Regions from separate parts of the Homo sapiens genome. Here regions 1 and 2 are each linked to region 3. A link is a loop called in an ENCODE intact Hi-C map of the cell type or tissue named here. Cell type or tissue: mammary epithelial cell. All regions are shown on one strand.

Evidence for each region. A loop is a pair of places that touch in the nucleus more often than their neighbours do. Peaks named below come from ENCODE experiments on the same cell type or tissue, not always from the same donor. Only the 100,000 strongest peaks of a DNase experiment are listed, where the experiment ranks them.
Region 1: a loop joins it to region 3, with 22 times the contacts of the local background. A loop is called at or near these places in 6 of 110 quality-filtered maps.
Region 2: it touches region 3 in a loop (2.8-fold over the local background); 8 of 110 quality-filtered maps call a loop at or near these places.

What each region holds. Positions count from the first base shown.
Region 1 is chr9:128,361,054-128,363,553 of GRCh38, reverse strand. It overlaps SLC27A4 (solute carrier family 27 member 4), which reads right to left. Exons shown (of 13, transcript NM_005094.4): 13 at 2,084-2,500. Among named protein-coding and RNA genes, the nearest start is that of URM1, 9.1 kb to the left of the region's middle. In mammary epithelial cell, a CTCF peak has its summit at 1,238; a DNase peak (open chromatin) is centred at 1,263; H3K4me3 peaks cover 451 bases.
Region 2 is chr9:128,785,639-128,788,138 of GRCh38, reverse strand. It overlaps TBC1D13 (TBC1 domain family member 13), which reads right to left and starts at 886. Exons shown (of 12, transcript NM_018201.5): 1 at 763-886. The coding sequence starts at 785. RefSeq lists a silencer at 749-1,238. In mammary epithelial cell, no CTCF peak of the experiment used is centred here; a DNase peak (open chromatin) is centred at 1,068; H3K4me3 peaks cover 1,374 bases; H3K27ac peaks cover 392 bases.
Region 3 is chr9:128,634,086-128,636,585 of GRCh38, reverse strand. DYNC2I2 (dynein 2 intermediate chain 2) reads left to right here. Exons shown (of 9, transcript NM_052844.4): 4 at 148-305; 5 at 819-928; 6 at 1,327-1,494; 7 at 1,665-1,897; 8 at 2,203-2,360. Among named protein-coding and RNA genes, the nearest start is that of DYNC2I2, 22 kb to the left of the region's middle. RefSeq lists enhancers at 1-641, 694-1,893. In mammary epithelial cell, CTCF peaks have their summits at 364 (motif pointing right) and 1,193 (motif pointing left); a DNase peak (open chromatin) is centred at 1,125; H3K4me3 peaks cover 488 bases; H3K27ac peaks cover 1,485 bases.

The sequences.
Region 1 (2,500 bases), 270 kb after region 3:
ACTCACCATCCCCCTCTCTGGAGATGGTGGCTCCCTGAGGGCAGATCTGGGACCCAGGTCTCTATCTTGCTCATCTGGCAGTTCCCTGCCCTCCCTGCACAGGGTAGGCCTTTAGAATTTGCTCCATAGGGCCGGGTGCGGCGGCTCACACCTGTAATCCCAGCACTTTGGGAGGCCGAGGCGGGCGGATCACCTGAGGTCGGGAGTTGGAGACCAGCCTGACCATGGAGACACCCCGTCTCTAATAAAAATACAAAATTAGCCAAGCGTGGTGGTGCATGCCTGTAATCCCAGCTACTCGGGAGGCTGAGGCAGGAGAATCGTTTCAAACCGGGAGGCAGAGGTTGCGGTGAGCCAAGATCATGCCACTGCACTCCAGCCTGGGCAACAAGAATGAAACTCCGTCTCAAAAATAATAATAATAATAATTTGCTCCATAGATGAACTTACAGGGTGCTCTGTAAACTGTGGGGCACTATATAAATGTCAGGAAATGCCTGAGAAACAGTAGCTATTTTTGTCAGTTAACCTCACAAGCATGTATTAAGCACCTGCTGCATGCACGGAGATGACTCACACAGCCATGGTTGAGGTATGATCAGATGCAGACCCGAGAGGTGAAGGGGTCACAGGCCCACCAGTCCCTGTCCATCATGGAGGGGCTGCAGTGGGGCCTAGTACAGAAGTGGGAAACTTAGCCTAGTCTAAGTGAGGTTTTAACATCTAAATATATCTCCTTTTTCTCTTTTAACTACCATGCACTGAGTGGACACCAGCACCAGGCCTAGTGCTGAGATTTTCGTGCATGATCTCATTGAATTTTCACAACTATCCCAAGATAGGGATTCCTTGACCTTCATTTACAGGAGAGGAAACTGAGGCTTAGCCTGGCAAGTGGTAGAGCTGGGATTTGGATGCAGGCCTGTCCGACTCCAGAGCCAGAGCTCTTCACCACCACTGCATATTGCCTTCGGGTGACTGTGTTCAACCTGGAGGAAGGAATGCCCCGCTCTGAGAGCTCCTTCTTCCCACTGTGGAGAACTCACTACTGAGGGTTAAAGACACAAAGCCGCACTGCCAACCAAATCCAGGTCCTTGGAAACCCGACCAAAGGCCCTCGGAGGCCTGTCACAGGGTCCTCTAAGTTGGGAACCTGCTCGCGGCTGAGGTGGGAATCAGCCTCTCCATGCTTCCCTCGGCTAAGGGCCAGGAGTGGATTCTCCAAGCTCCACACGCCCTCTGCTGATCACACTCAGGCACGGCAGCTATACCTGCCACATGACTCCACTCAGCACCGCTCCGCAAGGCCCCCACTCCAGTTCTGCCTCTGCATCCCAAATTCTCCCAAGACAGGCACTGGATTCCTCTGTCTTTCCAAGTGCACTCCCCCAGGAGGCACCCCAGCTTTCAGCCTGGCTACCCTCCGCCTGCACTGTCAGCTGCTGGCCCGGGGCGTGGCCAAGGCGGCCCTGCAGGCATGCGTGGAATGGAGGCTTTCTGGCTTCCCCCGCCTTCTGCACCAGGAGGCAGGGTGGTGTGGCAGGAAGGGCACGGGCTCCATTCCAGCCCTCTCTACTTGCTGTGAGATGTTGGCCATGTAACTGAAAACCTCCAAGTTCTGGTTCCTTCCTTAGAAAGCCCATAGTGGAGATAAAGGCCCAGGGGCTTGCACTGCCCACCGCCCTGGGCTGTGCTGGAACCCCTTCCCATTGGGCAGTGAGTTTCCAGCGTGGGTGTGACTCCTCCATCGGGGCCTAGGAGACAGCTGGCTCTCCACCGGCACTGCTGGTGGGACAGCTGTGTTGACTGTTCCAGGAAGCTTCCCTGGCCTCTGTCCGGGCTGCCAGGCAGCCTTGCTTTGGCTCTCACTGCAGCCCCCACCCCTGCAAATCTTTCCCGCCCCTAAACAACTGGGAAAATGCACCTCAGGCGGAGTCAGGGTCCTGCCCGAGGTGACGGTTTCCCCTCAAGCTCCTTACTCGTGATAGCACTTTTAGCTTCTGAATCCTCTTAACTGATGAATCCCATTTCACAGATGAAACTGAGTCATTTCCCCAAGGCCACACACTTAGAGTGACAGAGCTGGTTTGGACTTTCAAGCCCACACTGTTAAACACCTTGCCAGATTCACATGGGCACTGCCCCCGGCTGAACCAGCACATTGGAGGCAGGGGCTGCGGCATCTTACCTGCTACACCCTCAGCTTAGATAAGTGAATGAACAGATGAGGCGGGTCAATGGGCCAGGGGGTTGGCGTGGGGGATCAAGCGGCCACAGTGGGGCTGTGGGGTTCTGGGGTCAGGGTGGGCTTGGGTGGTTTGCACACAGGCTAGGAGGACTCAAGGCAGAGTTTATTGGCCCCTGAGCCCCCTCTCCCATTCCTCCTCCCCTCATAGCCAGGCCAAGACTGAGATGGAGGTGACACAGACCCACAAGGACTGAGAGGCCCTGCCTGAGGGATAATCAGGCAGCCACCCAGGGAGGAGGATGGGGGAGTGGG
Region 2 (2,500 bases), 150 kb before region 3:
TCTACAACCAGAAACACAGAATGCCAGGGAAGAAACTTGAGAGATATTCTTGTCTAGAAGTTCCCAAATGAGGACCATAAAATTAGACATATTCCAACATTCTAATACTTAGTGAGCTGACATTTACTGGGCACTTCCTGCCGGCCAGGCCGGGTCCACGCACAGCCACCAACTGAACTCCTTGGACCTCAGGAACCAGGAGTAATTTGATATGCAGACAATGGACCATGCTCACAAATATAACCATTACAAGACCTCTGGGCCTGCCAGAAGGCAAGGACAAAGGGTTTAAAAAACACGTCCTGAAGGAAAACTGAAGAGTGAGCAAAATTCAGCCAATGCTGCAGGATCTGGCCTGGGGGAGGGGCCAGACTGGAGAATGCAAGTTCTCTAGCAATCCTAGTAAGAAAAAGGCACGGGGGACAGGGTGCACTTGGAGAGAGTACGGGAGCAGGGGGATCAAAAGGGGGAAAGGCACGGGGGCGGGGCATGGGGGTCTGGATGAGGAAGACTCAGGGGAAGGGGGACACCAGGGGTCCAGGATGAGGGAGGCAGAAGCAGTGACATCAGGGGCAGGAGAAGGGCCGCCCCTCCGTCGTTCCTGCAGCCCACAGGCAATGAGGTTAGAAGGTGGACGCTCGAGACCCTCTGCCGAGGGGGTCTGCCGATTCCTGGCCACACCCGCGCTTCCCCCTTCTGAGGGGCAGAAGGGGCAGCCTGGCCAGGAGTGGCCCAGCCGGGTCAGGCCCCATGGCCCCTTACCGGCTCTTGTGCAGACTTGACATGGTGTTGACTTCCGGACCCCCCAGCCGCCTCCGCCGCCTGCGCCTCTGCCGCCTGCGCTGCCGCCGCCGCCGCCGCCCCCCAGGGACGCGGGGCTCTGCGCAAAAGCCTCCGGCGGGAAACACAGCCACTAGCCTGCGCGTTCCACCGCCTCAGCCCCGCCCCGCCCCGCCAGTCACGTGCCACCCCTCGACTCTCACGCTTCCACACGGTACTGGCGGCTACGGCCGGCCGGGTTGAGCGGGGCAACCTCGGGTCTGGTGGGCGTGGCAATCGCGGGCCGGGAGCCCCAGCGCCGCCGACCCTGCGGGCCAAATTTGAGAACCCGCCGGTGACAGCGCAGACTGTGTGTCTCTGGACTATTCCTTGCGCTTCCCTGGGCCTCAGTGTCTACTTACGCAATATACCTGTCACCCTGTCGTCTTCCCTGCACTCACCCCCCTGTAATTAACTACTGCATGATTGTTACAGGAGTCTCGGCCTCCCCTGCTAAACTGTTCAGGCCCCCCAGCTTATCTTGGTCTCTGCAGAATCCTCAAGGCCTGTATAGCAGGGACTCGCATGAACCGCCGTGCGCGGCCCAACTTTTTTTTTTTTTATAAAAACTATACCAGCAAACCCTATAAAATGTAAGTTAGGAAGAAAGAAAAAAACACAAATGATATCTTAAGAAAAATAGGCTGGACCGGGCGCGGTGGCTCATCCCTGTAAATTCCAGTGCTTTGGGAGGACGAGGCAGGCAGACCACTTGAGGTCAGGAGTTGGAGACCACTCTGGCCAACACGGTGAAACCCCGTCTCTACCAAAAATGCAAAAATTAGCCGGGCGTGGTGGCAGGCGCCTGTAATCCCAGCTCCTCGAGATTACCTTCTTTACAAAAGATGTAAAAATTAGTTGAGTAGGCCGGGCGTGGTGGCTCACGCCTGTAATCCCAGCACTTTGGGAGGCTGAAGCGGGCAGATCACCAGGTCAGGAATTTGAGAACAGCCTAACCAACATGGTGAAACCTCGTCTCTACTAAAAATACAAAAATTAGCCGGGTGTGGTGACGCACAACTGTAATCCCAGCTACTCAGGAAGCTGAGGCAGGAGAATTGCTTGAACCCGGGAGGCGGAGCTTGCAGTGAGCCGAGATAGTGCCACCGCACTCCAATAGCGCCACCGCACTCCAACCTGGGCAAAAACGCAAGACCCTGTCAAAAAAAAAAAAAAAAGAAAAGAAAAGAAAAGAAACTGCTTAAAGATTTTCCGAAATGGTTGTATTATTTAACACCTTTTTCTTGAGAAAAAAAAAAAAAGAAAGAAACAGCTAGCCAGGCGCGGTGGCTCACGCCTGTAATCCCAGCACTTTGGGAGGCCAAGGAGGGCGGATCATGAGGTCAGGAGATCGAGACCATCCTGTCTAACACGGTGAAACCCCATCTCTACTAAAAAATACAAAGAAAAAAATTAGCCGGGCGTGGTGGTGGGTGCCTGTAGTCCCAGCTACTCGGGAGGCTGAGGCAGGAGAATGGCATGAACCTGGGAGGCAGAGCTTGCAGTGAGTGGAGATTGCACGACTGCACTCCAGCCTGGGCGAAAGAGCGACACTCTATCTCAAAAAAAAAAAAAGAAAAAGAAAAAGAAAAGAAAGTGCTTAAATATTTTCCAAAATGGTTGTATTATTTAACACCTACCCCAGCAGTATATGAGAGTTGCTGTTGTACCACGTCCTCAC
Region 3 (2,500 bases):
GGAGTGTGGGCCACTTCAATACCCAGAGTAGTGTCTGGTGGTGACAAGGACACAGCGAGTGTGTCCGGGGCTAGTGGGGAGAGAGGTGGGGTGGGTGATAGGAGCCCCACCCAGGGGCACAGCCGGCTCAAGCCTGTCCCTGCACAGGCTGGACCATGGGGACTGGAGCACGCTTAAGTCCTTCGTGTGTGCCTGGAACCTGGACCGGCGAGACCTGCGTCCCCAGCAGCCGTCGGCCGTGGTGGAGGTCCCCAGCGCTGTCCTGTGTCTGGCCTTCCACCCCACGCAGCCCTCCCACGTCGCAGGTGAGCTGCCTGCTGTGTCCGCCTCCTCTCCTCTCAGGACTCAGCTTCCCGCCCTGCAGAGGGCACAAGGGAGCTTTCCATGGGCCCTTTGGCCCGGAGACAGGAAGGCGGGCCCTGACCCTCTCAGTCTGGAGCCCAGGTGAAGGTCTGCAGTGAGCCCTGAGGGGTGGAACTCGGGGGAGGAGTCTGGAAGGGGGCCAGGGTCGGGGCCAGGACAGGGGGCTGTGGAGAGGCCAGAAGAGGCAGGTGCCCTTGGGAAGCCGTCAGTGGTAGGGGGCAGGCAACGCTGGAGGGAGCTGCCAGGTGCAGGGCAGGGGTGTCCGGCAAAGCTCCCTGGGGTACAACAGGGGAGCTGGGGGCTAGGACTCTCCCTCTGTGGGGATGACTTCCAGCCAAGTGGCTCTGCCGCCTGGCCCTGGCCCTGGCCCTGTAGGTGGGCTGGGGCGGGTGTTTGGCCAGGAAGTCAGGCTGGGGGTGGGGCTGAGCCTCTGCCCAGGTCCACTGTCCCTGCAGGAGGGCTGTACAGTGGTGAGGTGTTGGTGTGGGACCTGAGCCGTCTTGAGGACCCGCTGCTGTGGCGCACAGGCCTGACGGATGACACCCACACAGACCCTGTGTCCCAGGTCAGGGCAGGGGCTGCCGGGCGGGGTGGGCCCTGAGGCAGAGCTGGGGAGAGGGCGCCCACTCTCCTAGGAAGGTCACCCGGGCGTTGGCAGTTGGACAGCTGCCTCCTGCATTCTCGGAGCTCCCGCAGCATGAGTCACCCCCCTCAGGAGCCACTCCCAGGGCCCTGTGGCCATTCCCAGCCTCCTCTGCAGGCACCGAGTGAGCAGCGCTGGGATTCTGGGACTGGAGAGGGCCCTGGGAACCCTCCAGGCCTGCCCCCTGGTGGGTGAGCCTGGTTCTGGGGCCTCCCGGAGAATTTTTTTTTTTCCTGGAAGAGAGGGAGGGTAGGGGTGGAGCGTGACACCTGGGCAGGTGTCCCTTGTCTCCATCCTGGCCCTGCATGCTGTTAACTCAGGTGGTGTGGCTGCCCGAGCCTGGGCACAGCCACCGCTTCCAGGTGCTGAGTGTGGCCACCGACGGGAAGGTGCTACTCTGGCAGGGCATCGGGGTAGGCCAGCTGCAGCTCACAGAGGGCTTCGCCCTGGTCATGCAGCAGCTGCCACGGAGCACCAAGCTCAAGAAGGTACGTGGGCACCCGGAAACTGCCCTGGCCTGCGCCGGTGAGCCTTGGGGGTGGGAAGGTGTGGCAGTGGGCCTGACTTGCTGTGATCTCCCCTCCTGTTCTCTGGCTCTGTTGGGACAGTGCCATCTGATGCCCTTGGCTCTGACCCTGCTGCTGCCATTTCTCCACAGCATCCCCGCGGGGAGACCGAGGTGGGCGCCACGGCAGTGGCCTTCTCCAGCTTTGACCCTAGGCTGTTCATTCTGGGCACGGAAGGCGGCTTCCCGCTCAAGTGTTCCCTGGCAGCTGGAGAGGCAGCCCTCACGCGGATGCCCAGCTCCGTGCCCCTGCGGGCCCCAGCACAGTTTACCTTCTCCCCCCACGGCGGTCCCATCTACTCTGTGAGCTGTTCCCCCTTCCACAGGTACGTAGGGCAGGCCTGGGGCACAGTGGGGCCAGGGTGTCCCTGCCCTGCGGGTCTCTAGCCTGCCAAGCCTCATGACAAACTGCTTCAAGTGCTTGCCTTCTGCCCACTCTGAGACCCGTGTTCAGGTCTTTGGTGGTTGGCCCAGGCATCGTCCCTTCTCTAATGAGAGGACCAACTCCAGGCTGAGGGACCCGGGAGGCTCTTCACGAGCCTGGCAGCCCAGGAGGGGTCTGGTGTTGGGGGCCAGCACCACCCAGACCCCAGCACTGATTCCCTTGCCTGGCCCCCTGCATCCCGTCTAGGAATCTCTTCCTGAGCGCTGGGACTGACGGGCATGTCCACCTGTACTCCATGCTGCAGGCCCCTCCCTTGACTTCGCTGCAGCTCTCCCTCAAGTATCTGTTTGCTGTGCGCTGGTCCCCAGTGCGGCCCTTGGTTTTTGCAGCTGCCTCTGGGAAAGGTAGGAAGGGGCCGCTAGGCCTGGATCTGTTTAAGGGGTGGGTGGTCTGGGCCCTGCTTGTACCTGGGGTTCTGGGTTGGGGAAAAGACCACACATGGGGGTAAGGACGGCTTCCCTCCAGCAACCCAACTCAAAGCCAC